Linked DNA regions of Homo sapiens: region 2 is linked to region 1. Evidence: read pairs that join two places in POLR2A ChIA-PET (ENCODE). Cell type or tissue: PC-9. All regions are shown on one strand.

Evidence for each region. ChIA-PET counts read pairs that join two places held together with the same protein. Peaks named below come from ENCODE experiments on the same cell type or tissue, not always from the same donor. Only the 100,000 strongest peaks of a DNase experiment are listed, where the experiment ranks them.
Region 2: POLR2A ChIA-PET joins it to region 1 with 8 read pairs; 10 of 35 experiments call an interaction of 5 or more read pairs at or near these places.

Annotation. Positions count from the first base shown.
Region 1 is chr19:4,715,572-4,719,571 of GRCh38, forward strand. All of the region lies in intron 3 of DPP9 (dipeptidyl peptidase 9), which reads right to left. Among named protein-coding and RNA genes, the nearest start is that of DPP9, 6.3 kb to the right of the region's middle. In PC-9, no CTCF peak of the experiment used is centred here; a DNase peak (open chromatin) is centred at 2,240; H3K27ac peaks cover 1,929 bases.
Region 2 is chr19:4,660,888-4,664,887 of GRCh38, forward strand. MYDGF (myeloid derived growth factor) reads right to left here. Exons shown (of 6, transcript NM_019107.4): 3 at 3,989-4,000. Among named protein-coding and RNA genes, the nearest start is that of MYDGF, 7.5 kb to the right of the region's middle. RefSeq lists enhancers at 1-281, 583-1,353. In PC-9, no CTCF peak of the experiment used is centred here; no DNase peak of the experiment used is centred here.

The sequences.
Region 1 (4,000 bases):
GTGGAATGATTATCTCTCAGTGGGCTCGCGGGGAGACATGCTGGGTCTCGGGAGAGGCCCGGGCGTGAAGGAATGAAAATCCATCCTGGTCACCTGTGCTGTTGGCTTGCTGTCCAGCCGGGGAGATGCTTGGCCTTCACTGGAAGTTCCAGAGCCTCGGGATGTGGGAGGTGCAGGTGAAAGGGTGAATGGCACGCCCTTCCCCAAAGAATATCCCACTCTCTCCTCCCACTCAGGACACTCTGGGTCCGCAAAGCAGCCACCGTGAGTGGCCGCCGCGGTGTCACATCTCCCACCACCCCACTCCCGCCCTCGTCACTTAGCACACTCCTTGACCTGACTGGACTGGCCAGGCAAATATTTGTTTTACAGAAATCTAAACATGGCCGCAGTGACCCAGTTCTGCGAGAGCCAGTGGTCTGGAAAGGGTGGCACCGGGGCTGGTCTCGCTTCCCTTTGTGGGCTCCGAGTGACTGCCGACCTTGCCAGAAGCCCTGTCCTCCGGGACCAACAGCTTGGCTTGGGGAAGTCGCTGCTTGCTTGGAGGAAGTGGGAAAACCCGCGGGAGTGGACAGCAGGGACTGGGTGTGAGAGAAGTAAAGGGCAGAGATGAGTGGGCCGCCTTGACTCTGCAGTGTGCCAGTTCCCAGAAGACTCTGCCTCTTGCCAAGAGGAGACCCCACAGGGTAACCACTGCAAGAGAAAGGGCCCCAGCCTGCTTTGAGAGGGAAGGGGAGAAAGAGCTGCAAGGATGTCAACGAGCGCCTTTGAAAGATCAGGACTTGGCCGGGCACAGTGGCTCATGCCTGTAATCTCAGCACTTCGGGAGGCCAAGGCAGGAGGATCATGAGATCAGCAGATCGAGACCATCCTGGCTAACACGGTGAAACCCCATCTCTACCAAAAATACAAAAAATTAGCCGGGCGTGGTAGCGGGCGCCTGTAGTCCCAGCTACTCGGGAGGCTGAGGCAGGAGAATGGCGTGAACCCGGGAGGCGGAGCTTGCAGTGAGCCGAGATCGTGCCACTGCACTCCAGCCTGGGCGACAGAGTGAGACTCTGTCTCAGAAAAAAGAAAAAAAAAAAAGAAAGAAAGATCACGACCTGCAATTGTCACCTCATTTGGGCCTTACTTGGGCTTGTGACAGCCCATTCTACAGGTGGGGAAACTGAAGCTGGGAGGTCACTGGAGCTTGCTCCCAATCAGAGCCGAGTGAATGAGCAAAAGGGGTTCAGTGGAGGCAGCCCGGCCCCCGGCCTCCCACTGACATGCTGTGTGATAAGCCCAGCAATTACAGCAGGAAAAGTCACAGAGTGCAGCCCAGAGAACTGCCCGTGCCGTGCTCTGCGAGACACCCGTGTCCTGTGGGAAGGTCCCGTAAGCCAAGGAGAGTAGAAGCCACCTCAGCAAGGGACATACGAAAGGCTCATGGGGCGGAAGACCCCTTGGGAAGGTGGCTTCTGAGTATCACGGCTGTGGGCTGATTTCTGGAGGTCCCTCTCCAACTCGACCCCAAAGAAATGACAGGGGAAAATGCTTCCCTTGTTTCATCCTACTCCATCCAGGCAGGGCCAGCGTGTCCTGCCCTCCAGCCAGAAGGGGCGCAGTTTGTTAGTTCAGCTCCTCCTGAGACAGAAATAAAGACACGAACCAAAGGACATCAGCACTTACAGGGCTCTCAGGTCACACACAGGATGTCCGCGCCCACTGCAGAGCTGCAGGTCCCCTCCAGGGCAGTGGGGAGCCACAAGCAGCGTTAGGCAGCGGCTGGGACCAGGACCGCCTGAGCACTCAAGAACCCCCACTGCCCCAAGCACTGCTGGCAGCAAGCCCAGAAAACTGAGCCCGGGGAGCTCCTCTGAGCGGCCTAAGCACCCCTCTAAGCTGTGCTGCCCCAATTCAAGCCTGGCTCACGGCAGCAAAGAAAAAATGTGACCTTCGGAGCTCCCAAAGGGGCCACCCATAAGCTGAGAGCCTGCCCGGAAGCACTTATAGACCCGCGTGGCTTGTTTTCATTGCAAAGAACAATAAAAATTATCTTGCCTCTGATCACCACTGATAGCCCAAGAAGCAAAAATTCGATCCCGGAGATGAGAAATGAAATGAAACATCGCGAGAAACTTCCAGGAATCTTCTGGATGTGGCTAGACTCTTTAGCTTGAGCTTCCAGACAGGCCGAGGCTTGGTGCTGGAGCCTGGCCCTCCGCTGACCTCTCTTCTACCCGGGGGCACAGCCCGGATTGCAGAGAGGCTGGCGCAAGAGTGAGGGAGCGAGGGCTAGCCTGTGATGGGCTTTCTCCACCTAGCACCACCCTATGCTGTGGCTCAGGGGAGTCAAGAGTTTACACAGCTGCAGAGATGGATTCCAGGCCACTTACTCAAGTCTACCTACTCCTTCCTTCGGCCAATCAGCTGGGTGCCTCTGCGGCCTGTGACACCACCAGCAAACAGCTCCAGACCTCCTAGCATGGTCTCTGTCAAGGCTGGGTGGCAGATCTGTGATCTCCTTTTTAAATTTTTCATTTTTTTTAAGAGATGGGGTCTTGCTATATTGCCCAGGCTGGTCTCAAACTCCTGGGCTCCAGCGATCCTGCCACCTCGGTCTAGCAAATAGCTGGGATGAGAGGGGTGCAAGCCACCGTGCCCAGCTCCAAAGCTCTGTGATGTCTGTGTCTGAGCTGGTGCTTTGGTGGCGAGCGGGGGCGGGGGAGTAGTTGGAGATGGGGGAAGTATTTGGACGCCTAGAAGGAACTGTAGATTCAGTGCTGACTGCAGTTCTGAGTTCAGGCCGACCACAAGGTGATAAGGCAGAAAGAAAGGTGGGAGCCCCTGGCTGGCGTGGGGCAAGGGGCGTATGGGGGTGGTGAGGACAGGGTCCTACCCATGCGCTGGATGGGGAAATGCCTCAAGGTGGACTTTGGGCAGCCGGCCCAGGCCAGGCAAGTGCCCCTGCAAGTGGGGGCTGCCGGGGAAACAGCATGCCACCCTCTGTCCTACCCAAACTGCCCCCAGCACTGCCTGGGCCTTTAGCTTTGATGAGCAACCTTTACAGAGTCACCCAGCAGCCTGTGCCCAGGTGGGACATTAAGTGTGTGCAGATAAGGGAAGGGACACAGATCCCCTTCAGTAACTGACCCCTAAGGCATGTGCCCACCAGACGCTGGGACCACCCGGTTTTAGAGCCCATGGCTGGGCCAATCATAGCCCTTCACACCGTCCCCGTCTTCCCCGGTCCATTCTTCAATTCCCTTCCCAGCTGAGCATGCTCCATTGAAGCAAACAAGCCTAAGAGTATTAGAAAATTGAATACTGAGAAAGGTTCGCAGGGTCGAGGAATTCCTACCGCCTTTTCATCTCGTGCCAGGCCCTGAGACATGGAGTTTACTGACTGCCCCGGGGGGTGCGTGTCTAACCACATTCCATCCACACCTGATTTTAGGGCACTTCTTCAGTTCTGGGATCCTCCTCATTTTCAGGACCAAAATAATGGGCTCACACCTGTAATCCCAGCACTTTGGGAGGCCGAGGCGGGCAGATCACAAGGTCAGGTGATCGAGACCATCCTGGCTAATGTGGTGAAACCCCGTCTCTACTAAAAATACAAAAATTAGCCAGGTGTGGTGACACGCACCTGTACTCCCAGCTACTTGGGAGGCTGAGGCAGAAGAATCGCTTGAACCCGGGAGATGGAGGTTGCAGGGAGCCAAGATCGTGCCACTGCACTCCAGCCTGGGTAACAGAGCAAGACTCCGTCTTAAATAAATAAATAAATAAATAAATAAATAAATAAATAAATAAAAATGGACTCAGTGAGGTTGAATGGCCTGTCCAATGTCACCCAGAGAGGAAGGGGAGTGGAGCCCCAGTCTCTTGGAGCCCAAAACCCACATCCTTACACTGAGATCAGCAGTTCTTACCCAGGAGTGATTCTGCCCCCAGCAAACACTTGGTGACATCTGGAGACATCTGTGGTTGTCTCAACTGAGGGGAGCTCCTGGCA
Region 2 (4,000 bases), 55 kb before region 1:
CGAGCACGAGCACCTGCTGACTGGGAAGGATGGATGGGGCCCTCTCAACAGCAGACCCTCTTTCTTTTGTGCCAGAATTTTTTTTTTTTTTTTTTTTTGGAGACGAGTCTCACTCTGTTGCCCAGGCTGGATGGCAATGGCACAATCTCACTCACTGCAGCCTCTGCCTCCTGGGTTTAAGTGATTCTCCTGCCTTAGCCTCCCTTGTAGCTGGGAGTACAGGCACCCGCGACCACATCTGACTAATTTTGGTATTTTTAGTAAAAACATGGTTTCACCATGTTGGCCAGCCTGGCCTGAACCCCTGACCTCAAGTGATCCACTCGCCTCAGCCTCCCAGAGGGCTGTGATTAGAGGTGTGAGCCACTGTGCCTGGCCCCTTTGTGCCAGAATGTTCTTCCAGCTCATTCATAGACACGCCTCTCTCCCCTGTGGGCTGGGAGCTGCTCTGGGACAGGACCCCATGTCCATTCACTGCACATGGCTTCTTGGTTGCTGACAGCAATCCAGGTACTACGACGGGGGCTGGGGCTGGGCAATGAGAGGCCAGTAAAGGCTTCTCAGAGGGCATTGACTAGGAAGTACAGGAGTTAACTTAAGAAGTGGGGAGGATCATCTGCCCAGGTCTCTAGAAGGCTGCTAACGGAGGCTTCTAAGGAACTGGAGTGGCAGAAGGTGTCGGAAGGTGACAGCAGGGGATGATGGCATCTCTGGTGTGAAGAGAGTGTGATGGGGATGGAGGGGCAGCAGGGGGGCCATTTCTGTGGAAGCCCTGGCTGGGGTTCTATGTGCATGGGTGGGGCGGGGGTATCCAGGGAGCCCTAGATTCTTCTTTAAGCCCTAGCACTGCCAACAGCCCTGGTCAGGGAGGGTCCAGTCACTGTCTGAGATGAGGAGGCCTGGGGTGGCAGGTCTCCGGGGCTGAGCATGCCCCTGGGGAGCTTTTGTGGGGGTTGGACAGGAGGATTCAGGCTCAAGGTGAGCCCAGCCACCATCCCAACTGCTCCAGACCTGCACCTGCCCAGATGCCCTCTGGGGAGCTGGCACTCAGGGGTCCATGCAGGGCAGTGGCCTGCAGACAGACGATGGCGACCGTGGGCTTCCCCAAGACTACAGGGCGGCCTCTGCAGGGTCTCTCTGGGCTGATGGGGCCTATCTCCTCTCAATGACCCTCCTGATGCCTCCTGGGGCCTTGGCCTGCCTGTGATGCAGCCAGTTCCATGGAGTGGGTGAGAATCTCCCCAGAAACACCTGCTGTTTGTAAAGCGCCCCGCAGGGCACGGCGGGACAACACCCACACGAGGCAGCAAATCACACCCTGTCCTTCAGTTAAACGTCGCCACTCCCTGATCTCTGCCTCCCATTTGTCAACGTGCTTTAACCTGACCGCAGTGGTGGAGCTATAGCTTGGACTTCTCCCTCCAAAGTGTCTGCACAAAATAAAGGCTCAAGAAATACCCACTGTTTGGGCTGAGACATTCTGGGCCAAGGATCAGGGAAGAAGGGACAAGATTCCTGAAGCCCCCGACCCCCTCCCCACCGGGGGGCCTGACGGCTTCCTTCCCTTCATGACCTTGCCCAGATCGAGCTGGGATCTAGGCAGTGGGGTTACGAGAATGAGTGGGGCGAGTGGAGCCGGGATAAGCCCATAAACCATGAGCCTGACAGAGGATGGCGGCAGGGGCAGAATCGGGCGGTGTCTGGGGAGACTTGGGGAGGGGCTGTGGACCCAGATGCATGTGTGTTCGGGCAGGTGGAAGAGAGTGCACAGCTTTTGTCTGATTCCCAGATGTCTGCACCCCAAGAAGGCTATGAGCCATCAGGCTGGTCCTTCAGAGAACATGCTGGTAAAGACCTGCCTGAGGGGAAACAGCTGGGGCCCCTTCTGGTGGGACACATTCCCCGGGAGATAGCATCATCCAAACCTCCACAGCCACTACCCCACAGACTCCCACACCTGCCACCTGCCTAGCTCGTCCCCAGCCCAGACCTGCACCAGCTCCGCCAGTTCCACCAGGACTCTGCCCAGCACCTTCCTCCTCCTCCTACCCCAGCTAGCTGATTCCACAGCCTCCAATCTGTGCCCTCCCCTCCTCCCTGTCCTCATTTTACACAGCCTCCAGTCTGTGCCTTCCCCTCCCACTCCGTCCTCATTCTACAGCCTCCAATCTACTCTCCCCACCCCACTCCATCCTCATTCTACAGCCTCCGATCTACATTCCCCACCCACCTCATCCTCATTCTACAGCCTCCAATCTACCCTCCCCACCCGTCCTGTCCTCATTCTACACAGCCTCCAATCTACCCTCCCCACCCGTCCTGTCCTCATTCTACACAGCCTCCAATCTACCCTCCCCACCCACCCCATCCTCATTCTACAGCCTCCAATCTGTGCCCTCTCCACCCATCCCATCCTCATTCTACACAGCCTCCAATCTACGCTCCCATCCACCCCATCCTCATTCTACAGCATCCAATCTACTCTCCCCACCTACCCCATCCTCATTCTACACAGCCTCCAATCTGTGCCCTCTCCACCCACCCCATCCTCATTCTACACAGCCTCCAATCTACCCTCCCCACCCCATCCTCATTCTACAGCCTCCAACCTGTGCACTCTCCACCCACCCCATCCTCATTCTACACAGCCTCCAATCTATCCTCCCCACCCACCCCACCCTCATTCTACACAGCCTCCAATCTACCCTCCCCACCCACCCCATCCTCATTCTACAGCCTCCAATCTACCCTCCCCACCTCATCCTCATTCTACAGCCTCCAGTATACCCTCCCCACCCACCCTGTCCTCATTCTACACAGTCTCCAATCTGTGCTCTCCCCACCCACCCCATCCTCATTCTACAAAGCCTCCAATCTACCCTCCCCACCCACCCCATCCTCATTCTACACAGCCTCCAATCTGTGCCCTCTCCACCCACCCCATCCTCATTCTGCACAGGCTTCAATCTGCGCCCCACCCCCAACCCCCGACTCCATCCTGGTTGGTGCCTGGAGGGGCTCCCTGCCTCAGCCTGCCTCCTTCAGCCGGGGGGATCTGAGCTCCACATGTTCCTGCAGGGAGCCCTCTGGAATAGGACTCAGCCAGGAAAAGAAATGAGGCTGACACGGGCCTCAGCATGGATGAGCCTTGAGGACGTCACGTTCAGTGAGAGACGCCAGACACCAAAGGCCACACAGGGAAGGTTTGACCCCATTTCTATGCAATGTCCAGGACACGCCCATCCACAGAGACAGGAGGGGGATGCGTGGCTGCCATGTGCTGGGAAGGAGAATGACTCTGATGGGAACAGAGTTTATTTTCAGGGGATGAAAATGTTCTGGAAGCAGAGGTCTGGCTGCACACCTCTGAGAAAGTACTCCATGCAGCTGAATTGTGAGCTTAAAATGCTGTGCTTTATGGAATTTTATCTCAGTTTTTAAACATTGCCAAAAAGGGTCAGGCATGGTGGCACACGCCTGTAATCCCAGCTACTCAGGAGGCTGAGGGAGGAGAATCGCTTGAACCCAGGAGGCGGAGGCTGCAGTGAGCCAAGATTGCTCCACTGCACTACAGCCCGGGCAAAAGATGGAGACTCCATCTCAAAAAAAAAAAAAAAAAAATTGCCAAAAAGCCCTTTGGTGAGTTCGTCTCACCCTTAGGGGAGGGTGGAGCCCCTTGGGGCCTTCCTGGGCCCTGGTCCACGCTCCGCACCCTCTGAGCTGCTTCTCCTTTTCCTGGGACCTTGCCCCGCACAGGCTCCCCCCGTCTCCCCCAGACCTTCTCAGTCTCTGCATCAGTGCACTTCCTTGGGGAGCACTCCCACCCCAGCGACCCTGCCACCCCCCACCTGCACGTGCATGAGTCTCCCTGCTGGTCTGTCTTCCCCTCCAGGGGTGCAGCCCTCGTTCCCTGCCTTCCAAAGCAGCTCCTGAGGCCACAGGGCAGGCCAACGGCAGCCGGAAATGCCATCCCCACCCCGAGTCTCACCTCCAGATGGTG